Regions from separate parts of the Mus musculus genome. Here all the other regions are linked to region 2. A link is a loop called in an ENCODE intact Hi-C map of the cell type or tissue named here. Cell type or tissue: left cerebral cortex. All regions are shown on one strand. Each heading gives the region's core, and the rest is flanking DNA. Links, peaks and the distances in the headings are about the cores only.

Region 1 (10,525 bases), core at 1,403-9,402, 120 kb before region 2:
CCTTCACTAAATATGTTTCTCAAGATTTAGCTAAAACACTGTGTAGGCTAGGCTTTTTTTTTTTTTACTGTGGTGACAGACTTTGCATTGTAATCCAGTGTCATAGACACTGCTGTGCATTAAGAGGATACACACAGCCGGGCATGGTGGCGCATGCCTTTAATCCCAGCACTTGGGAGGCAGAGGCAGGCGGATTTCTGAGTTCGAGGCCAGCCTGGTCTACAGAGTGAGTTCCAGGACAGCCAGGACTATACAGAGAAACCCTGTCTCGAAAAACCAAAAAAAAAAAAAAAAAAACAAAAAACAAAAAACAAAAAACACACACACACACAAGGTGGTCTACAGTAGTGTTTAAATAAAGGCCCAACAAACTTTCTGTCCAGTCTGAAATCCATCTTCTCCGTCGCTGGGCCTCAGCTTCTTTGTCTGTAAAATGGGAATAATGGAATAACTTACTTCCTATTATACCACGAGGATTAAATGAGCAAATACACGTGAGAAGTAAAGGGCAGCATCTGGCCATACTGAGTGCTGACAGGGTGTTATCGACAAGCGATCAATCATAGCAGGTCATCATGCAAATTAGAGCTGTGTATTTGTTTCTCTGCTCTGTTCCTAGGGCAGGCGATTCCTAAGGGCGCTATCTTGCTTTGGGTTGTATTGCTTTGAGGAGACACCATGACCAAAGCAACTCTTATAAAGGACACCATTTAATTGGGGCTGGCTTATAGGTTCAGAGGTTCAGTCCATTAACATCAAGGCAGGAAGCATGGCAGCATGCAGGCAGGCATGGTGCTATTCTACCTTTGCAACATGCACATTGGGCTTGAAAACAATACAGAAAAAAAGGAAAGAAAAGAAAGAAAAGGTTGGCGCACAGCCTTGTTCCTTCTGGTTACTCTTTTATTTTCACCAGCCCACCATCCCTTATGAAGACACGGTGTTTGTTCCTGGTTAGTCTGTCATGATGATTGTTGTCGATGGGAAAGATGGATTTCCTGTTTTTCCACATTTACATGACATTTTTTTCTACCAAGTTGCTATTATTAACCTTTCCATGCATACACAAAGCTCCAAGAGATCAAACTCACCCTTACAGAGAGATGCTAGCATGTACAAAGCCAGCAGGAGAATGGTTCTTCCTCTCAGCTTCCTACCACAGGGTGTGCAGAGCCCTTGTAAGCTCACAAGAATGACCCATGAGCACCTAGCAAAGACAGGCCCCATCAGTGCCTAGTCTGCTATTTGAGCATACAAACAAAACAAAATGTTTTCCTGCCCCTACCAACTAACTCTCACCTGGGAGACTCCGGTTTCCCAAATGGTGGTATTACCACCTGGCAGGTAACCAGGTGAGGACTCTGCTAACAGCAGCAACTCCAGTGTGCTTTAAGCTTCAGGGTTCTAAAGGAAGTATTGGGGAATAGCCACTCCCCCTATGCAGCCACCAGGAGACTGGTCAGTGCAGATCAGTAAAGCAGTGGCTAGGTATCTGGTGAACAGATTCATAACCAACAACTCGGATGTCGGGGCGACAGGTGACTTAGCATAGCATAGAGCTGACCTGATGGACTGCCTTCAGCAAGGAACTAAAGCCAGCAGGCTCAAAGACATTCTCATTGAGAAGTCTTCATGTTTTTCTTATACCACTTCTCCTAAGAGTCTGAGTCCTTAACATGGGAGAATACGTTGTGGTTTCTTCTCTGTGCCCTTGTAACTGGGAAGATACTTGATGCTGACTCTTTCAGACCAGGAAGAAACTTGGAAATTCAAGAGCATTTACTTAAAATTCTTCACCTTCGTCGGCTTCTTTGAGCTTGTAGTGCAGCTGTTCCAGGGGGGCACATGACAACTCTGCCATGAACACAACCATTTCCATTGTGACTCAATTCAGGAATAGCATCTTACTGGGCTTCTAGCAGACACAGGATAAATTACACCCAGACACACATTTGAGCCTCTTCACAAAGCCGACACAAACCTCACTGGACTAATAATGTATTCAGCAGCCACCTAGCCAGCAATGCAAAATGGCCCCTGGGTTCAAGGCTCTGATACATTAGAATATAATTTGGCTAGAGCTTCTCTCTCTATTATGGAGAACAAATGTATTTTTGAACGACTTAAAGAAGAAACCATGACATTACTTATGATGGGTAAACTGATTGAGGGCCAGGGACGGAACATAGTTCAGATCAGGCCCTAGAAAGTGGGTATGCTCTGTCAAATCTAGTCCCACTTCTTGGATGTGTCTCTCTTCATAAGCAGGACAGGAAGCTCGGCAGCCAGCTTGTAAGATTCCAGACAGTGGCTGTATCTCTTCTGCTCTCTCATCCCCAGTCACCCCATCCATACAACATTGGGGTTGCCATCCATATCAGACTAAGGCTACCCTGAGAAGATGGTGGTAGGTTTGCTGCGGTGGCAATACAATAGCTACTTTCTCAAGAAACGAAAATCTGGTCCACCGAGACTCTGAAGACAGCTGGGCAGTACTGGCTTATCCCCCTACATAGGGTGTGCTGAAAAAGAGGTCGGTGGGCTAGGCCCTTGTGATCTTCTCAGTAGCCTTGTCTGCTTCATATACAGGTTCGAGTCAACAAGAGAACCAATTTAAGCTCTTTGCAGAAGAGCTCAAGTTCCTATTCTCACAAGCAATTAAGCAGTATATTTAGAGAGAGGGCAAATATGGCTTATGTATTCTTAACCAAACCCTACAAGGGAAATTGCTTGGCAGTGTGTTCTATTTGCAGTCCTCCCTTTCCTAATTAAACGGGGTGGAAGGAGGATGAAGAAAATAGGACAATTACACGGAAAAAATCAATCGCCCTAATTTTGACAGGTTTTGAATGCATGAGAAATCATGACTAAAGGCCAACTTTTCCTTCTCGTGTCCGAATGCTTGTGTGGTGTACTCTAGGTCTAGCCAAAGCTTCTAGCATAGCTTTCAGGTACGGTGGTCAAGGCCAAGCCCTCCCTGTGAACTGTATCACAGTCCTTGACGTGAGTGCTGGCTGCACACTCCTCAGCCCACACCAAGTTTCTATTACCGGAGAAATAGTCACGGCCCATCTACTGTACAAATCTGGCAAATGCAAAGCCATCACCCATTTCATTAGGACTTCGTCCCCACTAGGACACAGCAGCTCTTTTACCTTCAAGATGAGGAATGAATGCTGCAACTGAAGACCCGACTCCCACAAAAGTTCTTTCCTGGAGAACAGGTAGAGTCCACTTTGGCTCCAGGAAGCCACTGGGCCTGTTGTGCCACCAGATAACTCTGAATCCCAGACAAAACATGACACATGCCAGCCCTTAGCCTGCCCTTTCTTTTGTCATCAGCAATCTTTCTTCCACAGCATCTGTCCTCACATCAGACAATGATCAGTCCCTGTAGATGTGAGACCACTACTCACATCCAAAGTCCCCACCCTCTCAGCTTGGCTGCCTCTGAGCACCGTCCTCAGTCATGTTGGCTCTTTGAAACATAAACTTTCAAAAGTGACAGGTCCTGCAGGCTTGTATGTTTCTTACATTTCAGTTATGGTTAAGGACTGGAGGCAGTTCCACGGCTATGAATACCCGCTGCTCTTCCAGAGGATTGAGTTCAGCCCCCAGCATTGGTGGCTTTGAGGAGTCAAGGCCATATGTATACACACACATGCATACATGCACACATGCACACACAAACATACACATACACACACACCGCACATACACATATGCAAGCATACACATATACACACCACACGTACACACACACCGCACATACACATACCGAATTTAAAAATAATAAAAATAAATAGCTAGAGCCGGGCGTGGTGGCACACACCTTTAATCCCAGCACTCGGGAGGCAGAGGCAAGTGTATTTCTGAGTTTGAGGCCAACTTAGTCTACAAAGTGAGTTCCAGGACAGCCAGGGCTACACAGAGAAACCCTGTCTCGAAAAGCCAAAAAAAAAAAAAGCTAAAACAAGAACAATAATAATAATAATAATAATGGTCAAGTCTTCTTTAATTAGTGGGGAAAGAGAGAAAGAACGCTGTGGGATTGTATGTGATCCAGGCCTCGGTGAGACCAAAAGGTTAAAGAAGAGCATGATTTAAAAACCAAATCATATGAATATTCATGAAATAGCTCTGGAAACATCTTTAAAACCCACAGCAGTAGTTATCTCTAAGGGGAGACTTGGGTGTTGAAAACAGAGAACAGGTGCTGTTTTTGAGGAGTGCCACGTTGATTTACATAGAATTCAAAGAAACACCCTTCTCTTTGTATACTTAAAATAAAGTCAATTTCCACTGAAATCGCCCTTGGGAAAGTAGATTCCAGTCATCTAGATCTGAGACTGTTTTTAATGTCATGAGTGTGGACTTCTCCAAGTCCACCCAGTCTCCTCTTTCTCTGTTGGACACGCCCATAGGAATGACATAGGCCCCGCCCATAGGACTGACATAGGCCCCGCCCACAGGACTGACAGGGGTCCTACTAGGAAGCTGTTGGCTAAGCAAATGCAGTTTGCTCTTCCTTAACACTTGCCACTCACTCATTGTGTGCATCCTCTCTCATAACACTGTTTCCTAAGGCTTTTCCATTTGTTTATCTAACCTTGCCTTCTTTCTAGTAAGACATATTGAGTATTCTTTCTCCGTCTATTGAGTGCTTATGAACTGCCAAGCAGCCTCCCAAGTGTTTCATGAACTGTGTTCACTTCAGAGCAACCATACAAAGGACTGCTACCACCTATATTCTGCAGTGGGGCAAGTCGAGCATTGCAGAGGCCGTGAGCCGTGCGCTATCACGCCATTAACGCCCGTCTACCCGCCAGAGCCTGGTGTTCACACTGGAAAACCTCTGTTGTCACTCTACAACCCAGTTCCATAGTGCACTCAGTTTTCCTAACTCTCGTTCTTTCTCTTCACCCTCTTCTTATTCACGTCTTTCTCGTTTTCACAATCTCTCACCACTTACCCTGTCTTCTAGATTTTGAACAATGTCATTCTAAGGAAGTGACTCCCTACTTCCTTTCCTATGACATTATGGTCGATCCTATCTGTGTGTGAAACCTGTACTTGTCCCAAAGTAGTGGGGAGCAGAGAAGGATCCGATGTGGCTGCACATCAGACTCCAACTGGGGCTGCTGAACTAGTAGAATCTATGCTTGTCTGCAGGAAATGTAACATTCACGTTCCAGTTAACTGTGAACCCTTTTACATAAACAGCTAAATATACCCTCTTATAAACAAATGCTTTCGTTTTAACCTCCACAGTAGCAAACATTATAAACTGTTAAACCTGAAGTAGCTGTCGGTCATGGGGTCATTCTTGCTCTATTGAAGCCATGTAATTTCCCAGGAGGGTTGATCACAATTATTATTGAATTGTTATTAAGTAACCAATGGAGGCTGGGAGGCTCAGCAGGCAAAGTGCTCCCTATGCAAGAATGAGGATCTGATGCTGGGGGTGGTGGTGCAAGATTTTAAGTCCCAGCACTCGGGAGGAGGCAGAGGCAGGTGGATCTTTGTGAGTTCCGGGCTAGCTTGATTTACAAAGAGAGTTCCAGGACAGCCAGCTCCACACAGAGAAACTCTGTCAAGAAGGAAAAAACAAACAAAACAAAACAAAAAAACAAAGACAAAACAAAACAATTAGGATTGGAGTTTGCATCCCCAATTTCCTTATAAATCCGGGAGTTGGAAGTCCACAAATCTGTAACCTCAGCCCTCGGCATTGGCAGTGTGGAGACAGGTGGATCCCAAGGACTTGCTGGCCAGCAGTCTAGCTGACCAACTGGTGTTGCAACTTCAGTGCAGAAAAGAAAAGAAAAGGAGAGGAGAGGAGAGGAGAGGAGAGGAGAGGAGAGGAGAGGAGAGGAGAGGAGAGGAGAGGAGAGGAGAGGAGAGGAAAGGAAAGGAAAGGAAAGGAAAGGAAAGGAAAGGAAAGGAAAGGAAAGGAAAGGAAAGGAAAGGAAGAAAAGGCAGTAAATGGTAAATATACATACATATATATATATATATATATATATATATATTCAAAGTGGACATCTGGCCCCCACATCCAAGCATGGAAAGTTCATACACACACACACACACACACACACACACACACACACACACACACACACACCGCAAATAGCCAGTAGTAGGAAAGAGATAGAAAGTTTCCAAAAATCAAAGTTTTATGTAAATTCTGCTTTCATCCTCAGACTGAGGGGAAGTACAGGCAGCTAAAAAGTATAGTGAAAGACCAAAGAAAACAATTGTGCAGAAATAAACGCATGTGTGGACACACACACACACACACACACACACACACACACCTGTTGGTCAGAAGCCACAGCCAGCACCATCACAACTTAAAACATACGTAGTAATTAATTCAACACGTTACCCATGGCCTGAAGTGCCTCCCTGCCCACCAGTTTCCCAAAGGCCTCTGGGCCCTGTGTGTCTCTGGGCTGCTCAGCCTATGTGCTTAACACATTCATTAACCAGGGAGGCTGGGGATGCCTTTCTAAGTTTCTCATTATTGAAAAGAACAAGTTAATCTCCCCTTCGGAGGGCAGCAGAACTGGAAACCACGTGATCCTTTTAAATAGCTCTTTGCCCCGCGTCCTGCTTTGTTGACAGGTCCGCTTTCATATTTTATTGTAACGGCTGCGGAGCAGATTTCAGTGAGGTAGAGTGAGTTCATGGATGGGTGGGAACGAGTGGGACGGTGAGGTTGGGAGAGAGCCGGGAGGCCAGCGGGAAGGGAATCCGGCCCTGTGATGTATGGCGAGCCTTTTATCAGATACATCTCCTTGCTTTCTGGAGTGCTCATCATATCAAACTGCTCCTGAAGAGCCCTCCATTTACCTTCTCCCCTAATTAAATGTGCACTTCATTAATGTAAATTGGGGGTTTAATGCTCTTGTTGAAATTCTGAAGAAAGTGCCGCGGCCTTGCGAAATGCTTAAGCATCGTTGCAAATTAGATTAGGGACCAAGAAAGGCAGTAAAATTAGAATGATAATGGCTGATGTGGCTTCCTGACAGGCATGACTATACAGGGATCAATGGAACGGAGAGCAGTTTCCCGAGCCCAAAGTGAACGGCAGGGACAAACGTCAGCCTACAGATGTGGCTTTTGGAAGCACTTTCAATTAGTTTAATTTGGTAAATGGTGGGGATTTAGAGGCTCTCAGCCAGTCATACAAGACAAGAATACATTGAAATGTTTTTCAACTTTTTAACATAAAATAGGATTGGCTTTGCATTTGCATTTCTCGAACAAGATGGAGTAGGGTGGGGTGGGGGCGGGTGGCTCGGGGAAAGTTTCCAAAGTGTTTGACCAACTCCGCCGCTTTTGAAAATGGAAATGACTTTTATAAGCCTGGGCTAAAACCTTGCAAGTAGTGGGAACTCGGAGGCTGAAGCTCAGGCTCGGCTCTCCCGCCTTAACGCAGCAAGCATGACCCAGTATGGCCGCAAGGGATGGGGTAAAGACCACTCAAAACCACCCGCAGTGCCAGTAGAAAATAATTCTCTTAAAAAAAAAAAAAATATATATATATATATATATATATATATAGAGAGAGAGAGAGAGAGAGAGAGAGAGAATTGTTGTTCAGCCGCGACACCTTTCTTACTGTCTTTTAGTCAAAATAGACTTCCATTTGGAAGGCGCAGGAAAGAAACTCCCTAACCGTATCTACCAAAGGCTGGCCCTAGTACACCGGCTGAATGTGCTGTTGGAGGACGCTGTGGCTTGGGCTGTGGCTTCCAAAAGTGGCGCTACTACTTTTGGGGGATCTACTAAGTGTACGCTTCCCTTTCTGTTCCTTCCTGATAACCACACCCTACCCCCAGACCACTAATGTCTCCGTTGGAAAATAAATTGGGGCGTTTGCAAGCAGGGCGGCTTCTGGGCACAAAGGCCTCCTTCAGACACGCACATTTTGACCACTGCTCCCTCCTTGAGTTCCCAGAATATTGTCAAGCTTCACTTGGACCTCCTTCCTGAAGGCGTCTGCATGTTTCTTGAGTGAAGAGCAAGGAGATGGTGCATCAGAAACTACAGTAGTTATTACGAAGTCCCCAGTGGCTCGCGGTCACTGAGGATTCACCCAGCTTTGGCTCTCCGGCGCTCTCGGTCTCTCTGGTTACATTTGCACTAAAGAGCAATGGCAAGCAAGGGATAGAGGCCAGAGCACAGTGTGTCCTGGGGCAGGGAAAGCAAACCTGAGCGAAAGTCCCCCAGGAACTGTGTCCCCAGCCCGGAGCTGTGCTCACACCGTCAGGATGGTAGGGGTTTCTACTCAAAGGGGTTTTATTAGATCCCGTTTCATAAAGCTAGCTACTTGCCTGCCACAAAGATCTAGGTGCAAAGAAGGAAGAAAAATCCAAAGCAAATGGTTTCCATTTAGTTCATGAAACCTAATATCTATACAGTACTTGGTTTTTTTCTCCCAAACTCCGATTCAATTGTTTGATAGAGAGGAAATTTGGAAGGCAGTAGAAAAGAAATAATAATTCTTCACCTTTAATAAATAATAATAATGATAAAGGATCCCTCTGAGACATTGAGTTACTTTCCTAAAAACAAAAAGGCAGTAAGTTGCAGAAGAAAGGTTCAGACCAAAAAAAACCCTCTTTTTCTAAAGAGTTCAATTTAAGAAAATTTGAAAAACTTGATACTTAGTTGTGGGAAAGATTCTATGTGATACAAAATTAAAAGTGTGTAGCAATAATTATTGGAACCCATTTGCCAACTTGTTTCATGTGTCCTTTGTGTGCCAATAAATAGTATAAGGAAGTGAAAAAGAGGAAGGAGAGAAGGAGGAGGAGGGAGGGGGAAGAGAAGGGGGAGAAGGAGGAAGGGGAGGAGAAAGGGAAGGAAGAAGGGGAAGGAGGAGAAGGAAGGGAAGGAGGAAGGGAAGGAGGAAGGGGAAGAGGAAGGGGAGGAGGAGGGGAAGGAGAAAGGGGGAGGAGGAGGAGGAGGAGCAAGGGGAGGAGGAGAAAAGGGGTGGGGAGCACACCGATTTCTGACCAGGGTCTGAGATATTGTTAGCGTTCACTCCTAAAAACAGCCCTGTCCAATAGATGGAGCTTCTAAATGAGAATATGAGACGGGGAGATTCAGAGGCGGCTAGATTCACATAGCCATGAGTATTATTTCCAAACACCTGATCAGCGTGATCATGAAGTAGTCAGCAGGACAACGCACAGAGAGCATCTCCTGTGCCACTCTCTATTGTGCTTCAAGGTCACAGATTCACTTATGGCTGTGAATTATAATCCAGTGAGAAAGCCCCTCCTAGAGGACAATGAGTGCTCTCGATTGATTCCACCATAGGCAGGGGTAGGGTGGAAATCATTAGCAGACTTTCAGAATCACTTGGTAATCTTCTGAGGGCTAACTCTAGATGTGTCATATTGTAAAGCAAACACTCTTCTGTTTGTGGCTTACTTGCTGACCCTCAGGCTTCTGCCTGAATAGATTAGTGTATGAACTCAATAGCTGATACCCTGAAGGCCAGAAGAATATGGACCCATTTGTGATGATGGTCCCAAGCCTCCCAGAGAACTGCCAGTAAGCACAGCCCTGATCTTCAGAGAATAGCAGCATGTTATAAGAATTAGCTGTCTCCATCCTTTCTGGATTCCACAACCATTGGACTAGACACCAAGGGAATCACACTGTAAGTGAAACGAACACCCAGGAAACAAGCAGACAAGCCCACTTGCTTTAAAGGCAGTTATAGCCCTGAATTAGTCTTAAGATTCTTACAGATTGTTTATTTAGTATATGGGTGTCTTGTCTGCACACCAGAAGAAGGCATCAGGTCCCATGGACTATAACTATAGATAGGTGTGAAAACCCCATGAGAACAAAGGGTGACAGTGGTTTCCTACCTACTATCCTCAGTAGATGATCCCTTTTAATTACAAACATCCTGAACTGCTCCTTGCACATTAAACATGATTAAACTGTCAGCTAGCACCCCAGAGGCAGAAGAAGGTGGATCTCTGTGGGTTTGAGAGGCCAGCCAGGGGTGTATAATAAGACCCCCCCCCCTCTCTCAAACAATCAGAGTAACTTTAAAAAAAATACCCTTTCCTCAAGCTGCCCAGCACGAGATCTGCTCCCTGCCCCACTCCTTAAAGACTGAATATATACATAAATAAAAGACAGAAGACAGTTCTGTGGGTAGCCCAGTGTCCTGCTGTGTCCTCCACCTCAGAGCCTGCCTGTGGTAGGTGTAAGATCTCCTACCACAGTAGCTCCCCGGAAATACACAAGTCTTGAGACTGGCCCATTTCTTATTGACACAAAGATCTCACAGGGATGTATCTCCGCTGGCATCTGTTAAAAATTGTTCAATTCCCTTTCACTTTAATTTGCAATAAATGTGCCTAATTTTATTTTTTAATTTCCTAAATAGATTGATTTGGCAAAGCCACTTCACCAGCTCAGAGGTTACAGTCCTGATTGAAAAATGCTAATATCGAATTCATTTTCCCAAATGCTGATTTTTCTAATT
Region 2 (10,525 bases), core at 1,414-9,413:
TCTCATGTGAGGCTATGCCAGTGCCTGGCAAATACAGAAGTGGATGCTCACAGTCATCTATTGGATGGAATACAGGGTCCCCAATGGAGGAGCTAGAGAAAGTACCCAAGGAGCTGAAGGGGTCTGCAACCCTATAGGTGGAACAACAATATGAACTAAACAGTACCCCCCAGAACTCATGTCTCTAGCTGCATATGTAGCAGAAGATGGCCTAATTGGCCATCTTTGGGAAGAGAGGCCTCTTGGTCTTGCAAACTTTATATGTCCCAGTACAGGGAAACACCAGGGCCAATAAGTGGGAGTGGATGGGTAGGGGAGCAGGGCTGGGGGAGGGTATAGGGGACTTTCGGGATAGCATTTGAAATGTAAATGAAGAAAATATCTAATAAAAAAATAAACTTAAAAAAAAAAAGAAAAAAAAAAGAGCAAGAGGCCACCGACTTCCCCAGGACAGGGATCAAAGGGAGAGAACAGAACGAGCTGTACCCTTCAGTCACTGGAAACCCTCATCCAGGACCAGGGGGACTAGGCTCTGCTTTTTCAAGGAAGGACTAATCCAGAGGGTTTTTTTAGGGGGGGGGGAATACTCTTAGGACACCTCAGCTAGCTGCCCTTTAAATTTCACATGAGGGAAAACAAAACCTTGCCCTCAAAACTGTCTTCTCTTCCATGTCATGATTTTTTCCTGGACCGAGTAACTCTCTTGCCTTGGAGCTAAAAGTAACCTTGGATGAGACCGTTCCTGGGTGATGGCAGCTGCTTCTGATGATGAATGATCGACCTCCTAACCTTGTGTCGAGCTCTGTTCTGCAAACCTCACGTGAACTGATATGCTCCATTTTCCCAACAACTCTGAGAGGGCAATCAGCATCCCCATTGTACAGTCAAGAACACTGAGGCATGGGCGGGGGTGGGGGGCTACCATTTAAACAGTACTGTACAGCCAATCAGAGTTAGAAGATTTAGCCCAAGCCTGGTTTTCATACACTGTATGATCTTGTGATTGTGGCCAATATAAAAAATTTCTCCAGCGCACTCATTCTCTTGAGATCATAGGATTTGGAGAGAAAAAGTTAACAAGTCCTCGTGGAGCAAGTGAATGTCATAGGGAGGAAGATGCTTCTCTGGGGGAGAGTGGGCTCACAAAATTATTTTCAAGAGCTTAACCATACTGCCAAGTACAGAGGCCAAAGCTGCAATTGGCTATTGGAGAGAAGACTGTAACTGCACCATTGTGAGGGTCCATTAGAGGAATGGGTCTCCTCACAGGCCCCTGTATGCTTGAAGATGACTGTGCACTACGCACTGTGCACTGCGTCTACACGCGGTGGTAATAGCTAAGTGACTGAGAGCTCTTCCAGATACCTTAACTTTCTCTGTGTACTGTGAGAAAATTTGTCCCCTGAAACCTGACTTTTTTTTTCATAATTTATGTACCCTGACCAAACACAAATCTGTGCACAGAGAGGAAAGGAAGCTGCTCACTGGCTTCCTTCCTGAATTTTAAGTATCTGCCAAATAGTATAACAATGCCTCAACGTTTCTTTTGGCTGCCCCCGAGGAAGAGGAAGGCAGTAGCATTATAGAAGCACTAGGAATCCTGTATATGATAGAGTCTGTAGCAATAATATACACCTACTACATTGCATGGTAGAAACCCACTCCCTCCAATGAAGAAGGACTCTGTCTTTGAATGTATCCCCATCTGAACCAGCCCTTATTATTCAAAACAGACACTGTGGCTATAAAAGAGGCTCTACTTCAGGTTGGCTTCAGTAGATACCGAACACATTGAGTGTTTGCTTCAGGAGCCTCAGAACAAATGATGTACATCAAAGACAGCTCATCTTCCAGTCACTGGGGTTGGATGGGAAAGGAAGATCAGAGGATGAACTTAGGCACCAAGATTGATTCTCCAGTTTGTGGCACTCCAAGCCAGTATCAGGGAAATGCCACCTGATCCTTCAGCCAGTCATGCTGGTCACACCTCCCTTCTCTCCATTAACTTTCTACTAATAAATTAATGGAGGGGGGATGTCACTGTGTTCCAAGAAGGTCTAGTTGGATGTAGTGGCCTGGGGCCACAATCCCAGCACTTATGAGGAAGAACAGGAGAATCTCCAGTTTGAGTCCAGCAGGAAAGGAAGGAAAGAAAGGGGAGGGGGAACTAGAAAAAAGAGAAGAAGGGAAATGGGGAGGAAAGCAAAAGAAAGAAATGAGACACAGAAGAGAAGGAGATATGGAGGGACAAGGGGAGGCAGAGGGGAAAGGGGGTGGAAAGAGGGGGGAAGGGAAGACAAGCATTTTACCAGGGAGGATGCACTGCCCCCTGAAGGAAGATGAAAAGAGGGGGACAGCAGGGGAGAAGGAAAGACACACTGCCCCCTGAAGTAGCCTACTAAGTGCTTCAGAATAAACTAATACTTTCCTGAGGAAAATGGAGGGGGGTTACTGAAGATCTGGGGGTGGAAAATTCTTTGCGTGTGTGTGTGTGTGTGTGTGTGTGTGTGTGTGTGTGTGTGTGTGTGTGGTAAAGGGGGAGGGGTGTTGAAAATAGAAAAAGCTCTTCAAATTAGCCTAAAATAGAGTTTATAGATAGAATCAACACTTACCTCTCTTGTTGTTACACCAGCTCATTGTTGAGGAGTAACAAAGGAGCCACTGTCCCTTTAAGCTATTCAGTGCTAGGAGTTCCCAAGTGGAATTTCTCTTCTCTTCTCTTCTCTTCTCTTCTCTTCTCTTCTCTTCTCTTCTCTTTTCTCTCTCTCTCTCTCTCTCTCTCTCTCTCTCTCTCTCTCTCTCTGTGTGTGTGTGTGTGTGTGTCCAAGTGTACACCAATTTAAAGGGAGGAATACCTCCCCAAGTTAGTGCTGGCTTAATGCCATTCTCACGACTCCAGACTGCATCCTTAGTCTCCGTGACATAGGACATACAGTGTGTCCAAGAGCAGGGCCTTCCGGAACACGCTGCCTGCACTTTGAGTCCTCTCTCTTCCCACTGTCCTCAAGAAGGGAAAAGCAGATTAAAATGTTCACAAGCTTAGAAACATCCAATACTCTCCACCTCCCTCTAGCTTCTGGAAGTAAAGCTGGCTTGGCTTCAGAATCCTGAGTGTGTACCAAAGGGAAATTTAATCACTACGTAGGAAAATGGAGCTTGTGCGCAAGAGAACTGAGCAAGACGGGTGAGTCCAGGAGAATGGATTGTTCCTTCAGCCATTCTGTCCCCAGCCCTCTAGAAGCCTCCAAAATAACTTCCTTATTAGGGAAAGAAACACACACAACAAGCATCAAAACTCTGTGTCCTACATTTCATGTACAGTACACACACACACACACACACACACACACGCAGGCGCGTGCATACACCTGCTATTTTTTTTACACTAATAAAAGCAGTGATCACTTGTGACTTTTTTTTAAAACTTTAAATCATGAACCTCTAGCTTTATCAGATCTTTATGGTTGTTAATGCCATGACAAATTTTAGCCAAGATGAAACAACACAACAACGATGATGACCACAACATCACCACCCCAAATGATTCTTCCCTTGGCTGCTTTGCAGGAACCAGCTTTCTTGGCCTCCCCACCAGGCTCTTAGAAAGAACTGATCATTTTGCAAAGAAAGAAAGCAAACCAACCAAGACAAAGGGAGATAGAGGAGGCATCCTCCCACCCACGCCTCCCTTCCTACCAGCTGTAAGGGGCCAGCGGTAACTGGTGGCCAGCTGGAGTTTGGGATGGAAGTAAATTAACTGGAAACCTCTAGTCACTGCTGCAGTCAACTGGAAAAAGAGAGCCGATGCCTGTGGGGCCTGGCCCCAGAGCCTGGGCTGCCTGCTAGGCTCCCTACAGAACCTCTGCCACCACAGCCAACCTGGAGGGTGGGGCACAGTGGAGGCCACAGCACAGCCCACCCCCAACCCCTTCTTCACATCTTAAGGGCCCTGAGCATAGAGAGAATGCTTTCTAAAGGGTGTGTGGCAGGCCCCTCTCCACACATCTAACCTGAAATAAACACTGTCAGCCTTCAGATGATTCACTCACAATCCCACCTTACTCAGAAGTTTTCTATGACTCCTCCCCATCCACTTACCTCAGCTGTCATCTTCCCAGCTATTGCTGTTGGTGGTTGTTATTATCCTTATTCAGAAACAATGTAGTGTGAATTTTTTCTTCCTTTTGTTTCCTGGCCCTCTCAAAGGGCAGCAGAGAGGTTAAAAGTTGACAAGGGTAAAGTGGGGAAAGGAGTTTTATTTGTTGCAATAAAGTGTAGTTACAAGATAGCAAACGTTCACTTGAGAGAGAGAGAGAGAGAGAGAGAGAGAGAGAGAAATAGTGGAACACTGGGGGGAAGAAATGGACCCAGGAGGAGGGAAAGAATATAATAGGCAGGAGGAAGAGAATGCTGAAAAGAGAGAAGAGAAGAAAGAAATACTGAAGGGGTGTGTGTGTGTTGGGGGGTTCTTGCTTGTCCACAGTTAGGATTAAGCTTCTGTTGCTCCAGCAGAATAAACTGTTCTTACCAATCCGCTGCCTCTCCATAGGACAAATGCCCCAGTTGTGCTAAGAACACAGAAACTAAAATGGATTAGAAACTTCTGGAGAACTTTGCAAACTGGAGACAATGAAAGGAGGTGGTTTCCTTCTCTCCACCCCCCCCCCCCCCCATGAACCAGGCTATCAGGAATATGCACCACGAGAATTCCCTTAGCCACTCCAACTAAAGGGATGGGGCGTCAGGGACTTTTTAAAATACGAATTCTCTAGGAAACCAAACAGTTTCCATACAGAGGTTCCACTGATCTGTCTCATTAACTGCACCACTAAGGGAAAAAAATGTGTATCCTTGGACCTATAGTTGAATGTCTGAAAGCAAAGCAAAAATTGATTATAACCACACACCCCCGAAAAAAAAAACAGGACAGTAACCTTTACATCCCCCGCCCCCGCCCCCACACTCTCATTGGAAAAGCTCAGGTCATTGTGTCTATAACACAAAAAGGCTGCCAGGTCACTTAAAATAAGCTTTCTTTCCCTTCATCGTCGTGCTGGGCAATTCTGGGGTTCCGGACTGTTCTGCAATTCGCTAGGTGACTGTAGGGGGAAAAAAAAGGGAAAAAAAGAAAAAAAAAAACCCGCTCATCTCAAATGCAGAGGGACCGCTCCCAGCTCCCTCCTTCCCCTAAGCTAATCAAATAAGGGGTTGCCCAAGGAGTTGCCTCCGACACCAGCTGAGGTCTTCCTAGATTCCTCGGGGGCTTCCTGGCGTGGGGCGGGGGAGGGAACTCAGGAAAAATTTAGGAGAGACACTAAAGCTCCCACCAGACAGTCCCAGTACGTACTGAGAAGGCGGCTGTCTCTTCTTCCCGCCACTCCAAGGGGATATGGATGATTCGTCCAAATAGATGATGTAAATGAAGAGGAGGAGGAGGAGGGGAAGCAGCAGCAACAGCAACAACAGCAACAGCAACAGCAACAGCTATTTCACTCAGGAAGCCATCTAACACCTTTTTGTGCTCTTGATTTTTATTTGAGATCGCTGATGAGGTCAGGTGACCTGTACGTATTCATTCAAGGCAACAGACGTCTTCAAACTATTTTTTTTGTTGCTGTTTTTAATTCGATTTATCTTTTGAAACAGAAAGTGCATTACATTTCATGGGTCTCGCAAAGGGGCTGCCTTTTCTTTACAAACCGAATTCCTCTTATAAATTAATAAATGTTAAAGAGGCTAAATATCACCGTTATTAGCTTAAAAAGAAAAACAATTTACATATTCTATAGTATTCTTATGATACAAAACACTTTGAACTCAATTACAGCAACTAAGTGGAACTTTTATGTTCTGATCCGGAGCGCTTGTAACAATTCCCACCATCTACTTTTAACACGCATTTTTATCAGAAAGGAGTTAAATTAAATACAAGATATTGTAGTCCTTCCCTCCCCAAGATTTTTTTTAATCACTAATAAATAGCAACAAACGACTGTGCAAATTCGGAGGAGAACCCAAAGGCTGCTGTGAGAAGCTCGCGGGTTCCGGGATCTCAGACTGCAAGTCCCGGGGCGGAACAGAAGATGGGGGTCTGGGGCTGCCCTGGGGCTCAGCAAGGTCTGAAAGCCGGGCAAGAATTGGTGAAGGGAAAAAGCGGTTCGGAAAGACCCAGAGCCGAAAGAGAAGTGAGTTGGGAGGTGTCTGAGGAGAGCTATGACATTGTTTTCTAAGATTTTCAAGTTAATATGAAAGGCGGCCAAGTGGTGTGAATACCTTAAACCAACGAGAGTAAAGGTCCATCTCTTTATATCAAATTCCAAAAAGCATTTTACATTTTAAATATTCACAATAAAGTAACTTCTAGTCAGTGTGACTCACAATTTATTTACATAGAGCCTTCAACAGGTTACTTGGTCGGCAGAGCAGTTGGGGGGAGGGAGAGCGTCCCTTTCTCCCTAGGTGGCAGCTGCCCTCCTCGGCTCCGAGATTCTCACCAGGCGGTGGCCGACAACCTTTCGGAAACACGGCTAGGTGCAGGGACCGCAGAGCAAGGAACGGAGCGTGGATGGGGGACGCCTGACGTCGCGGGTGGGAAGGGTCCTGGGGAGCCGCGGGGATGCGGGTTCGGCTGAGGGTTGTTTTTTTGTTTTTTTTTTTTTTTGTTTTTTGTTTTTTTGAGCAGTGCACTTGGCGGGCTCCTTTTCTCCTCATCAGCGCACCGTGCTACCGACCCGCACCCTCCCCGCCACAATTTCTAGGTTAAAAAAATAGATATGTACATCTTAGAAAATAGTAAAGGCCCGGCGAGCAGCCAGGATACTGGGGGCCGGGGGAACCGGCTGTGGGACGCGGTCGCGATCCCCGCGGTGCTGGTCGCGCTCAGGACGAGCCCTCGGCCTCCGACGCGTGCAGCAGGAGGCTGCCACCGCTCGATTTGTGCTTTTTCAGCAGCTGAGTGATTTTCTCGTCGTCAGAGTTCGGGTCCAGAGGTTTGTTGTAATCGTCGTCATCCTCCTCATTCTCCGAAGTCCCCTTGAGCCTCTCGGTCTCCGAGTCCTGCTTCTTCTTGGCCGTGGCCATCTCGGCTGCGTGCTTCTTTCTCCACTTGGTCCTGCGGTTCTGGAACCAGACCTGAGGGCCAAGAGAGGGAAGCGGAGGGGAGGGGGAGAGGCAGGGCGGGGAGGAGGTGAGCGCCGGAAGACCCGGGCCCCTTCCTCGCCACCATCCCTCCCGGGCCTCCGGGGTCCAGCCGTCAAAGTCAGTCTAACCGCCGCACTAACCCACCGCCGTTGCCATAGCGATAGTAACACAAGCTCACAGAGGCCATCGGTAAACCATTTCTCAGAAAGGGTGAAAACAAGATTTGGCACAAGTTTCCCTAAAAATACGTTTGCTTTTCCTACGTCCCGCCCAACTGGAAAGGAAAACTAGCTTAGTTTTCCCGTAGTAGTGATTTTTAGTCCTTGATTGTATTTGTAGATTAAGAAGTTTTAAACAACTACAGTGGGCTGTGATTCGTACGGAAAACCTCAGCATTAAAGTCAGTTCTCTCCACTCTGTTTCTCACTCTTGGACACTAGACTGTTTACTTATTTCAGGCCCGAATCCGTGCTAACTTTGGTGGTAAATACTCCTCTCCTCTCCACCAAACTTAAGGTGTGTGTGATCTGAAGTTTTCTAGATATAATGAAAATTTCAATATACCCGTAGCAACAATCGCAGAGGCATGAAAATATTTAAGATCTGAGCCAGAATTATCATCATGCTGGGGAAGATGCTTTGACCATCTTTCCCCGCCCTCAAGGTTACTCATAAAACCAAAGCTGAAACATCACCATTTGCTGTTTTTTAAAATAGAAAAGTTTCGGAGTTGTGTTATTTTCTGTTACAATATTGCCTTTTTTCCCCAAACATTAGCGGCATGTTGCTGCTGCCTAAGACATTTATTTGAAATACAGATATGTTCAACCTGTTCATGATATTTGACATGGGTCTGACACATGCGTTTTAATCTGAAGAATTGCTGTAAACAACCATCTTTCTGAAGATGTTGAATTTCCCTCCTTTTATGCCTCTCATCTGTTATGTATTTTTCCCGAAAATCAGAATTGTTAAGAAAGTGATTTTCTTTATATTGCTATAATAATTCACTTCTAGCCATACGGACATATTTATGGTGACAAATGAACACCCTCAGATTAAGGTGGTAGGCTCTCTAGCCACCCACTGCAAAAATAATTTTGAATGTGATGGTTTTCTAATGGCCACATGAAAAGTCTCAGCTGAAATATATTGTGTGCCACTTGGCTAGCAAGAAAGTAAACCTGCAGTGGAAGATTTAATGATATCGCTCCTTAATGAGCAACAATATAACTAAAGAAAGCAGACACCCCCCCCCATGCACATCCAGAGAGAGAGAGAGAGAGAGAGAGAGGGGGAGGGAGAGAGAGAGAGAGGACAAAAGAGACCAGAGAAAACTAGGAAACCAACATACTGAATTTACCCAGCCGGCTCAATATTATTTTCAGGGGCAGATTTCTAAAATCTGGTTCCCTAGAAATGCACTATACAACTCAATTATAAGCAGAGTGACATCTTAATTACAAATTGTTGTCATAAGCTGCAGTATCTTAATTTTGCGAATAAACTTGCTTTAAACGGAATTCAATCTTATTCAATACACTAATAATCTTGTCGGCTCATTTGCAAAATTACTATTCCAAACAATCATTTTTATCTGAGCCAAAAAGCAAGTTTTATCGCTGTTAAGTTCCACTGAATTCTTCTCTCTCTCTCTCTCTCTCTCTCTCTCTCTCTCTCTCTCTCTCTCTCTCTCTCTCATCTACAAATCACTATAGAAGCGCTGTACTGCTGATCCCCGATAAGAAATTTTATATCTAACTAGGGCCTGAATTGACAAACAATGGCTTGAGTGTCTTTACAAATAAAGCAAACCGAGCTTTCTAATCGGCTCTATCTGTTCTCCGGGATATTCCTTAATGCTTTTATTCTCTGATAAAGGCGCGTTTTCCCAGCACAGGCTGCTGTCTAGATTAGCCTAATTTCTAAGGCGGGACTTGATATCTTTTGTTCACCAATAGTTTGCCTCCAAAAGACTCCAGGGCCTGGGCAACCCCCAACTCTCTCCCCGCTCCCCACTTCTCCCCAGGCTCCTCGGTGCGCACCCCCACCCATCTCAGCCCAATTTGTTAGTTTAGTAAGGGGAAAAATACTGACTCAGACGTTCGTGCACGTGCGAAGGAAGCCATCCCAGGAGGTGTCAAAGGTCCACTCACCTTGACCTGACTCTCCGTCATCCCCAGAGAATAGGCCAAGCGTGCTCTCTCTGGTCCTGCCAAGTACTTCGTTTGTTCGAAAGTCTTCTCCAGGGCGAAGATTTGCTGTCCAGAGAACGTGGGTCTGGTGTGTTTTCTCTTCCCATCTTTGTCCAACAAAATGGATCCTTGATCTGCGAGGACCGACAACAAGAGGAAGGAAGAAACAACTCGTTACCGTGCTCCACGGGAGGCGGGAGAGGGGAGCGAATTAGCAAAACTGTGCTTTGATAGCAAAAGAGCAACAATCCTTGATCTGTGTCCTGCGCCACCCCTGCGCTACCTTTTGCCAGCTACTTTTCTCCAACCAAGGTACGGTTGGTGTAGCAATAAATACTTTGTGCTTAACCATCGTGCCAATGGCTAGGGAGGCCACTGCTAAAGAGTACAGGGCAGAAAGGGGACACCCTCCTACACTAAGCAGGAGAGCATGAGAAAGGCCACCCTCGCCTCCCCATGTCAGTCTCTGAGCAGATAAGTGGTTTGGTGTGAAGGTAAACTAACTTTTTAAATTTTATATTTTGTTTTGTTTTCCTTGGCCACTTCCCTAACCTGTGCTGAGCAATAAAGGGCTCCTTGTATTTTGAGCACTTTAGGACATAACTCTTAAAGTTTGAGGCCCTTACGGGCTGGAGAAGAGACCAGAGGAGACACAGGTCTGGCAATCCCTACAATCAAGGATACAATAGTGTCTCTCAGACATTTCAATAGCTCTGAGGAATCGCCTTCCCACATAGAGCCTGACATAGTTTCCCGTTAGTCAAGTTACTGCCGCTAAATCTCAGGCAAGGAGGTCCAGAGAACCTGGACTGACTTCAGGGACTTGGTCGTCAGCAAAGAACAGAGTTGAGCCGGGCCCTGGGCGCCACCTGGGGGGAGGGGGGAAGGAGCCTTCTATCTAGGAGCTGTGACCCACTAGCCAGAATTGTCTGTCCAGACCTTGGGACAGCTGAATTGACCCAGAGCGTTTGGAGGCTACATTTTACTGGTCTGTGTCCTGCACATGTATATTTCTCATCATGTCCTCTCTTGAGTTAGTCTGTTGAGTGTCAATGCCCCTTCAGTGACCAGGGCCCTGGGATTCAGGAGTAGGGAAGACCCGGGTCCATCAATGACAACAGCCTAGTTCTGGGAACCGCTGGCACAGGTCATTCTGGACAAGTGCACTGGGAGTGGGCGAGGGAGCTGGG
Region 3 (10,525 bases), core at 779-8,778, 290 kb before region 2:
CTAGGAGCATTAAAAACTTTCCCAGTGACTGGAGGGAACCACACACATGCACGTCCTTTAGGCTCGCTGCTGCAGTGCTGGTCTTCGGAAGCCTCCTTTTTTCTTTTCCTTGGTCTCCTGTAGATGTGGTACGACAGAGGTGGAGTAGAGAAAAGAGGCTTGCTGACCCCGACTCGATTCTAGAACCTTCTGAGTTCCCACTCTCCTCTCCCCTGTCCCTGCAGTGAGTAGAGTCTGCCAGAGTCTGCCAACAAATACCTAGATCACAACATCAATGCTTCAAATGCAAACCAGTGTAAACCAGGGGGCTGGGGGTGGGGGTGGGGAGCCTGCAAAGAGGACTCATAAAAATTAAGGAAGAAAATAAAATAAGTGTAATGTAGCCATCCCAGCCCTTTGTGTCATCAAAAGAAAAATAATGTGTGCCATCCCACTTAAATCTAGCTACATCTTCTCGTTTCATGGTCCATGTATCTGTGCTCACAGAGAACAGACCTGTTCCTGCTTGGTCTACCCATGACGCAGTGCATATTCTTTTATCATATAGCCACAGAACAGTGTGTTTTGCCTCTATATGGGTTGCTATTCCTTCTAACAGACCCTGAGCTTTCTAAGAAATGTCCTACTTGACGTTGAACTATTACCCTGTTGGGTGGTACTGTCATAATTTGTGTACCTAATATTGAAAAGGGACATGGCTTTCATGGAGACAAACATTAGTTTGGTGAAAGTTTTTTCCTTCCTTAGTTCCTTTGAATATTCCCAGTCCGTAACCCAGGAGACACAGTTGTTCCTAATCACCCCATAGAGCCAGCAGAAAACCAGTCAGCCCTAAGACCTGGCAGAGGTCAGGCAGGAAAGTGGGTGCCTACCCCTGATTTCTGACCCCACCGTTTAAAGCAGTGGCCCTGGCAAAGCGACTTGGCTTTTTGAATTTGCTTGTCTGTGGAATGAGGTTGATGGTTTAGGAGGTGATGGAAGCATTAAGAGAAATGCTAAACCCTTCTCTTGTCACCTAGCTAGTTGAGAGCTCAGGGAACCCTCGGCCCTCTCTGAGCAAGTGCACTGTGCTGAGCAGTTTTCTAAGAAGGGGTGTCCTCATTAACACCGCCCCCCCCCCATCAAAACATTAAGAGGATCTTGTGGCTTGAGCTGTTTGCAATGAAGGCTGGCTGGGGGTATAGAACCCGTCAAAATGCTTGCTAGGCAAGAGTGAAGACCAGAAGTAGGATTCCCAGAAACCAATTAGAATGTTGGGTGGGGGGCTTGGCAGCCTGCCTGTAAATCTAGCCTTGGTGGGGCAGGACGCGGGAGGAAGGGAGGGGGGAGATGGGACAGGGCATTCTCAGGCTAGTTACTCTGCATTTTTCTGAGAAACCTTTCCTCAATGAGTAGGATGGAAGAAAATTGAGGATGCTTCCCAACATCAACCTGAGGACTGATACACACACACACACACACACACACACATGATTGCACAAAATAACGGTCTTACCATAATCAGGCATGTACACTGTGCCCATTGATCGTGCTTTTTACATTTGGGATAAAAAGATGAAATACTTGCTTTTCTAAATCTGGCTCATTTGCTTAACATGGTGATTTCCATCTCTTTCCATTTTTTCCAACGGGTGTATACATGCCATGTCTTATTACCCATTTATAAATGGCCACTTGCTCTCAGGATGATTGTATAATTTGGCTACTGTCAATCGTGTAGCAGCAATTATAGATGTGAAGGTATCCTCATGGTATCCTGACTTACTTTCAGGTATGTATCTAGGAGTGATATGACTCGCATTCCTTCAGAGATGGTATATATATATATATATATATATATATATATATATATATATATATATATTTCAAAAATTGACAGAATGCCATACAGTGCTTGTCCTTTCGTCTATCCTCTGGGGAGCAGGTATTCCTCTTCAGCACACAGAGCCACTGTGTGCTTGCAGTTGCCACACCCTGGCTTTGAAGCCCAAGAGCTCTTTCTCCTCAGGCATCTCAGTGTGATACTGCTCCTGTCTTGCTCATTTTCTCCCTCCTAACACTCTGTTCTATGAATAAAACTGCAGCTGTCTCACTATCTCCTCGCCCTCCCACCCCCACCCCCCATAACCGCCCCCCCCCCATTCAGTGTTCCCACCCTGAATCTTTCTCTCCTGGTACATCGGGCTTTCACCGTGGCACTTAGACCATCCTCTGCATCCTCCTTTCTTCCATGAGGATCCAACAGAGACAAAAATAGATTTGAGGGGTATTGGCCACGGCTGGGTAGTGAGTGCAGGATCAGCAGTAACTACCCTGAATGTAAAAGGATTCTTGAGGGTCCTTAGAAGCAGACCACCAGGAGGGAAATGGTTGGACTCTCAGCAGGGACGCTCCCCCTGCAGACCTGGCACTAACGGGGAAACCACCGGTGATAAAAACAAATCTTCGAATCACTGAACAATGAGAAAAGTTTTTAGCTCTTCCATGAAAGGATGTACAAATGTCTAAAATACACAAATATCTCATTCTTGGGGGAAAAATATTCCTCAGAGGAGTGCCCCTTGTTTCTAAAACGAATCTGTATCACTAGAAAACTTTTGCTGTCTGGTTAAGAAATGAAGTAGCATTATAGAAGAAAAATACCTATAATTTCTCTTTGAAATTAGAGGAACCACATTCTTAAGTACATTGGTTCTGGGATTTCTTAGTGTTTAAAAATGCTTTCAGAACATATGTTTTACAATTCACAAACCACGTGAAACTCAAGAAGGAAGACCATAGTGTGGATAGTTCTATCCATCTTAGAAGGGGGCAATAAAACACCCATCTAAGGAGTTACAGAGACAAAGTGTGGAGTAGAGACTGAAGAAATGACCATCTAGAGACTGCCCCACCTGGGGACCCATCCCATAAACAACCACAAAACCCAAACACTGTTGTGGATGCCAACAAGTGCCTCACAAATACAGAGGTGGATGCTCACAGCCATCCATTGGACTGAGCACAGGGTCCCCAATAAAGGAGCTAGAGAAAGGACCCAAGGAGCTAAAGGGGTTTGCAGCCCCATAGGAGTAACAACAATATGAACTAGCCAATACCCCCAGAGCTTCCAGAGACTAAACCACCAACCAAAGAAAACGCATGGTGGGACTCATGGCTCTAGCTGCATATGTAGCAGAGGATGGCCTAGTTGGTCATCAATCGGAGGAGAGGCCCTTGGTCCTGTGAAGGCTCTATGCTCCAGTGTGGGGGAATGCCAGGGCCAGGAAGCCTAGAGTGGGTGGGTTAGGGAGCAGTGGGACGGGGAGGGGAAAGGGGGTTTTCAGAGGGGAAATCAGGAAAGGGGATAACATTTGAAACATAAATAAAGAAAATATCCAATATAAAAGTAAGGGGACATATGATTTAAAGACTTATTTAAATATACTTTTATATTTATGTTATATATTAAAATATATTATGTTATTATACATATTTTAAATGTATTTAAATGTATATTTTATACATGTATGGGTGTTTTGCCTGCATGTATGTCTGTGCACCACATGCATTGGGCCACCATGGAAACCAAATGGGGTCATCGGATCTTCTGGTATTGGAGTTTCAGATGATTATTAGCCACTGTGTGGGTGCTAGAAACCCAACCCTGGCTTTTATAAGAGCAATAAGGGCTCCTAAGGTCTGAACCATCTCTCCAGCCCCGAGAACACATCATTTTAATTTTAACTTTGTTCCGGAAGAAAGAGTTTCCTGGAAGAGTCTCTAACTGCTACCACAATGAAGCAAACACTTCAACATGGCAGGAGGAAGAAAGCAGAAGCTGACTTGCTGTTCTCACTAGCTCATAAACGGGGGGTGGGGGGGGGGAGAGGTAAAGCCTTTGCATATGAAATTAAGTTTTCAGGAAGACCGAAGGAGGGATAAGATCCTGACTCTGATGAATGTATAGTTACTTGAAAGGTACAGACACACTGGGGCTGGAGTGAGATCAGTGCTCCTCAGCACAGGGCTAGTGTTACAAGCAGGGAGGGAAGGGGTGTGTTTCCGGGCCTTTAATTAATAAATCTAAGGCGTATAATTATTAATTCTACACCCACCATGCACTCCACTCAGTGGAGGAGCAGTGGGGGAGACAAGTTCCACCCCCAGACCCCCTCCCCACCCACCCCTCTGCCTCTTGCTGCTCACCCTGTGAGAGGCTCGGTACTCCTGCTCCATCAGCTTCAGCCTGTGTGTAAATATTGAAGCAAGTCTGGGGAGCCAAGAAAGGGAGTGATCATTATTGCATTAATACTAATGAGGGAGATGGGATCCACAGTGTATTTGGCTAGTGTGGCCACAGAAGGAATGACTTACAAAGCAGGAATCAACAGGATTATTATTGATCAAAAAATGAAAAGACCAAACAAAACCCATGAGGTAATAAAAGAAAGAAAGAAAAGACAGGGAGTGGAAGCAGAGAGAATGGGGCTTAGGAAATCTCTCCTCCCTTCCTTCTCTCCTCTCCCCCTGTTTACTCTCTCCCTATCCCTCTCTCCTTTCCCTCTCTTCATTTCTCTTCTCTCCCTATCCCTTTTTCTCTCTCCTCTCTTCCTTCTCTTGCCTCTCCCTCTCAGTTCTCTCCTCTTCCCTCCACCCTCCCCTTTCTTCCCCATCTTTTCCCTTTCTTTTTTCTTCCCTCCCTCTCCCCTCTTCTGGTATCAAAAGATCTGGGTATTACTCTGTAAAGAATAGTTTGGGTAAGGAAAGAAAACAAAAGAGAATGTAATGACAGCTATGTGAACTTAGAAGAGCCATTTTTCCTTTGCACCTCATTAAATGTTGTAACACCGCCCTTATCAAACCCATCCGATGCTCGCACAAAAGCCATCTATTTGGGAGTGGACGCGGAGCTTATTTATTTTAAAGGATCTACCACACAGTCGCTGTTGCAATGGCACTTCACATCCCTCATTCTGGAATGTTTTCACTTCAAAGACATTCAGCGTCCTGTGCTGAAGGAAGGTTGAGAGAGAAGCTCTGTGTGGTTTTCAAAAACCCCAAGAACCAGCATCTATCTGAGCTCTGCAGCCTTGGAGAGCTTTCCTCGCGGCCCTGCAGAAAGAGCCTTGGTGGCTGCTCGGCTCACACTTCTCGCCGCCAACACTGGGAGGCAGTGCGGGAAAGCTGGCTCCAGCTAGCTGGGAGCGGCAGCAGACCTTGTGATTGACTTTGTCACCAGCAGAGCTCCGAGGTCCCTTGGTGCTTGTTCAGATTTTATACAACTGAGAATTTTTAAGGAAAAGTGTCAATTTACCTGACCTTGATGATAGCGTGAATGTGTCGCTGGGGACAAAAACACTATAAAAACTATAAAAGTGGCAATTATTTATTTAAAGCAGTTTTATACCACATGATGTATCCAATTTCCAACACCCGACACCCGTAGATGACACATGCTGATTTCATTCTCCCGAAAGTGTTTACAAGGCACAATAAAATACGTTATGCCACTGAATTCTCCGTGTGTTCTTGAGATTACAACGGTCATGAAAGTTTCCATTTCACCGGAACGGAGGCTGCAGCTATTTCAAGATTCCCTTTGAGACGATCCCTCAAGCTCTGGATAGGGACTTCAGCTTCCCTCAGTGGTCTGACAGTCACTGGTCATCTGATTCTCTGAGGTCACATAGACAGGAATCAGACGTCTGGGCTCTTCCAACACTGCTCCTCACAATGGCGTTAAGGGATAGTGAGTCACCTAGAATTCTCTCCATCCAGGGAGCCAAACAGGGCATAAAGTTCACAACCTCCTCAGCATAATCTTCACCCCAAAATTAATCTCCTTCCTCACCTCAACATATCTCAACTGAACCCCTCCTCTCAGTTTTCCTCCTTTAGAAAACTAAACACAACACCTGTCCTTATAATCAGTGCTGAGCTGCTTGCTTTCATCCTGTTACACCGCCCGCCCGCCCGCCCCCCCCCTCGTGGGCCCCGCAACCTCCCCCCTCCCCCCGCCGCCGCACACCCCCTTGCTACCATGGCTACTACCTTGGGGAGCCTCAGGAAGGGGCTCACTGATTTGCAGGACCCATCCCAATTCACTTCTCTCCATGCCTCCCATAATACCACAGGGCTTGTTACTGAAGGTTTACTAGAGGTTTTCAAACCAGCAACCAGCGCCCTTGCTGCGGTCTCCCCCTGCTCTGCTTTTTGCGGGCGGTCCCAGAGAAGCCTTCCAGAAGCTTCTTATCCTTAGGTTACAACCCAGTTCTGAGACCATTAGGGAGTTCCCTTTTTCTAATCCAAATAGGCGACATTTGAGCAGACAACGGCAAAACCCACACAGTTTGACTTAAACTAAGTCTCCAAATGGACCCCCCTCCCTATTCTTTGCACAGACTGTGTCCCTCTCACCAGGATTGCAGCGTGTTTACAGGGTCTTCTCTTTCCCTACCTTGTCCACACCTCCACGTTCTCTGTTCAGGGAAGCCCATATCCAACCCTACGTCATTTGCAAACCCAGTCACAAATAATTTTTTCCCTAAAGCCACATTCACAATCGAATGTGAGGCAAGAGTCAGCAGAAGGGAATGGTAGCCTTCCCAGGCACCCACATGCAAACATGAGAGTCACCGTTGTACCTGTGACCCACCTTTCCTATCTGTAAACGCACAAGGGTAGAGTCTTTGCTTCTCTGAGTCCTCCACCGCCTCGTCATAGTTTTCACAGACTCTGAGGCAGATGTACAAGTAAATTGATAGAGGAGAGACCGCAACTAAGCCAAAACGAAGCGTCCCATCTGTCTTCTCTATGCACAAGAATAAAATACATTTGGGTAAAATAAATTCAAGTTTTACTATTTATCAAAAACAAAATATTCATCCAGAACTGTATTGTGTCCAGTACAGTAAGTTTTAAAACGTACCCTAATGTTCTAAGGGAAAGAGACCAAGCGCAAGTTATGGTTTTTGTAAAATTCAGTGCTATGTTTAAGATCTGAAAAAAAAATGAGTGAAGTAATTAAGGAGGGGTCGTGAAAAAAAAACTGACTGAGAAAAGGGTCGGACCCTCTCCCGTCCTCTTCCCCCTCCCCCGCCCCTTCCCTCCCTCTACCCCTACTCCCCCCAGGGGGCAAAAACCATGAAATGAAAGGATGAGGGAACCAGCCACCCATGGCCAGGGGGAGGCTTGTGGCAGATAGAGGGAACCCACAGGCAGGCGTCTTAGCTGATTGCAGGGGACAACATGATACTTCTCACACATGTAGATGGTGAGTAGTGACCTTAGGGGAGTCAGAATTGGCTGCAGAGGTGGGTGAGACCTCAGGACTACAGATCTTGTAGACTTTAGTAGAAGAGTCCATTTTCTTCAGAGTTTGTAGAGAGCCCTTCCAGGGTTTAATCAACATACTGCTATGATCAATTCATCCTTGTAGTTCATCCAGGGTGTTCTGAAGAGAACACATTGAATCAAGAAAGGACAGAGAAACTTGCGTGTGTGGTGAGGGACATCTCAAGGGTCCAGGGAAGAAGCAATGTGGCTTAGAAGGGGCTTCAGCACTCTGACTTGAGGTGGGAGACAGAGGTGGGAGACAGAGGTGGGGTGGTGCTGGGTCCACTCAGTACCAGGAACAAGGGAAGCATGGTTCAAGGTTGTAGCCCAGAGTTCAGGTTGAGAGTCTTGGTAAACAGTGTTTCTGTTTCCTAACGCACGATGAAATAGATTGGAAAGAGAGAAAATCAATTCGCTCACACTCTAAGGCCATTTTGAGTTATTATTTAATGTTGAGTATCCAGCATATCTTTTCAAACATCTATTAGATATTGGGTGCTGTCATTAGATGCTCTAGGAAATAAGGTAAAATGGACACAACTGGGTCTCATGCCATCTTGAATGCCAATATCATTTAAGAATTCTTAAGGCTAAATGGTATCCAGGATCGTGAATGGGTATTCATGTTCTGCTGTGGAGATTTAACGTAATAAAACATCACATATTTTTTATAAGATGTTTCTCATATGCTGTGTTCATGTCTGAAATATGAAATTTAGTTAGCATTTTGCAAATTGGCTCAGGAATTTGTGGGCATTCAGACACAAGTGGAATACATTATAACCTTAGGACAGGTGTCATACTGTCCTTGTGACACTATGGATTCTAGTTTTTCCTATCTCAAGCCCAGAGCATCTTTGACAGACAAACACAGCTGGAGTGTGGCTTCAAGTCACCAGCCCATCTCTGCTTCTGTCACCAGGTGCCGGCTCACTGCAAGAGCGCCATGATCTCCAGGAAAAGATGGAGACTGCAATTATACAGCTGCACAAGGAGCCTAAAATGCTAGGTGAAGCACTATGGGAATTTATATTTTAAGCCTGCTTTTCAGCCTGGTAGCACTTGGATTCTACAAACGTTCTCCATATACACCGTACTTTATGATCAGGTCATTCAAGGGAACAACTCACATAAGGCTAAAGGAAAAGGTGTTTCTTGAGGTGTCTCTTTTTACCTTTTACCTGATCTCCTACAGTAATATAGAACCAGATAAAGAATACATTCATTACCCGACCATGCACGGAGAACTCTGACTCCAAACCCAAGTTAATAAAACACCCATGAATTAAAATGTGGTCACAAGATGGACTGACGATTTTTTGATAGCCACCTGGGAGTGTTATATGATTAATATGATATTTTGCTTTTTACTTTTTTTTTTCTTTTCTGAGACAGGGTTTCTCTGTATAACCCTGGCTGTCCTGGAACTCACTTTGTAGACCAGGCTGGTCTCGAACTCAGAAATCTGCCTGCTTCTGCCTCCTGAGTGCTGGGATTAAAGGTGTGCGCCGTTTGTCTACCTCAAGGATTCTGTTTCTCTGTGATTGGGTCAGAATGAGGCTAATTCATTTTCTAATGTGACACGGATCTCGGCTCATGTTCTAACAGGCACCTTCCTAGTGCTCAAAGTGTGGCCATTTCTATAGGCGCTCATTCTGGCTCTACAGCTCCCACATTCACTGTGTTCTGAGGTCAGCCTCAAAAGTCTGGCCCTGGGCTGACAGAAACACCGAGCTTCTTCTCTGGTGATGTCAAATGTATGCAGTCATCCGTCTTCCTTTGATCTTCAGCAGGCGGCGCGAGCCCTCCCTCACTAAGTCGTCCTCCAGTTTGTTTTTGATATTTAAACAGTTTGGACATCTCTAAAAGTGGAGTGACACTGACACCCAGATAAGGTCCCAATCAATTTATTAAGTGATTTTGTACAAAAATGGCAAAGTTAACATGACCCCAGATCATGGCTAATTCATCTACAGAGAAGCGGGAAGAAAGCCGCTCGCCTGGCCTTGTCTCTCACGGGTGAGGACCTCTGCATGGAGCCCTTGTCTGCTGTGTGCAAGTGGTGCAGTTGACCCCACTGGAAAAATAGAATTTTTCCTTTTTATGTTTTAAAAGTTTAATTAATAAACACCAGGAGTATTTACCTGTAGATTTCTGTTTCGTGGAATTATCATTAAAGGTAGCTCATGAGGACACACTAAGTATCATTTCAAGGAACATTTTGTTCTTCTAAGATGATCTTCTAACGTTTTATAAGTCATCAAGTTGGTAAGTTTGTTAAAACTTCAGTAAATAATTTTCAAAGAGAGAGAGATTTATATGAAGGTAAATTTACACACTCATTTCAATCTAGTGCATCCAATAATAGCTGGCATAAATCCAGTCCAAGAATGGATGTAGGATTTTGTGTTTTGAAGCAAAGTATACAACATCCATAGAAGGGAGCGCTAACGTTACATTTGTTCGTCATTCTATGTGAACGCTAAACTACTTCAAAATGAAATAACTGAATTAATATATGGCCCTTAAGTAACCTGCTCAGGGTAAAAAATATAAATCTTAGAATCAGTCCACCTGGCTGTCTCACAAGATCAGTGTTACAGTCAGCAGACTCAATGATCCCTGTGCCATAGAAGCAACAAGTGATGTCTTTCAGAGTATTCGCCTGTCAGACAGAGTCAATGGCAGTCTCTATGGAATGCCTCTGTGAAGACTCATTTCACACCAACTTCACTGAGCTAAGGAGTATTCAGAAAGTATTGCTGAGTGCGTGTAGCGGGAGGGTATATTCTGGAAGAATATGAACAGTAAGACCAATTGGCTCATCAAATGAGTGAGCATTGTTTGATGCCCAAGACTAGCTTTGTTCCTGCTTATGTGGGGACAACTGTGTTCTCCTGTTCCTGTGTGTGCTTCTGATTCGTTAGTTTGGCTTTTGGATCCAAAGTAGGACTTATACCATTAGCTCCTTGTATTCTCCAGCCTGCTGGTATGTTCTAGAAGACTACTACCAGCCTTCCTGAGCCTCCAGCTTGCCAATGAATAGATCCTGGCATTTCCCAGGCTCTGCAATTGCATCAACCAACCATGCTGAACAAATGTCTTTGTACATAAGTAACAAATGCCTCAATGTGTGTGTATTGGGGCTGGGGGGTGTTCCTTTTCTCTGGAGAATTCTAATAGCCAAATTTAAGGGATAAATGAGAAA

What was found. Peaks named below come from ENCODE experiments on the same cell type or tissue, not always from the same donor. Only the 100,000 strongest peaks of a DNase experiment are listed, where the experiment ranks them.
Region 1: a loop joins it to region 2, with 3 times the contacts of the local background. A loop is called at or near these places in 3 of 42 quality-filtered maps.
Region 3: a loop joins it to region 2, with 3 times the contacts of the local background. A loop is called at or near these places in 14 of 42 quality-filtered maps.

The regions. Positions count from the first base shown.
Region 1 is chr5:101,531,196-101,541,720 of GRCm38, forward strand. No RefSeq gene overlaps it. Among named protein-coding and RNA genes, the nearest start is that of Gm29982, 63 kb to the right of the region's middle. In left cerebral cortex, for the core only: no CTCF peak of the experiment used is centred there; no DNase peak of the experiment used is centred there.
Region 2 is chr5:101,652,538-101,663,062 of GRCm38, forward strand. Nkx6-1 (NK6 homeobox 1) reads right to left here. Exons shown (of 3, transcript NM_144955.2): 2 at 9,297-9,469; 3 at 6,647-7,131. The coding sequence ends at 6,880. It overlaps Gm42132 (a long non-coding RNA gene), which reads right to left and starts at 2,777. Exons shown (of 2, transcript XR_880487.2): 1 at 2,613-2,777. In left cerebral cortex, for the core only: no CTCF peak of the experiment used is centred there; DNase peaks (open chromatin) are centred at 6,197, 6,871, 7,499, 8,265 and 1 more place.
Region 3 is chr5:101,360,409-101,370,933 of GRCm38, forward strand. No RefSeq gene overlaps it. Among named protein-coding and RNA genes, the nearest start is that of Gm42131, 84 kb to the right of the region's middle. In left cerebral cortex, for the core only: a CTCF peak has its summit at 5,156; a DNase peak (open chromatin) is centred at 5,134.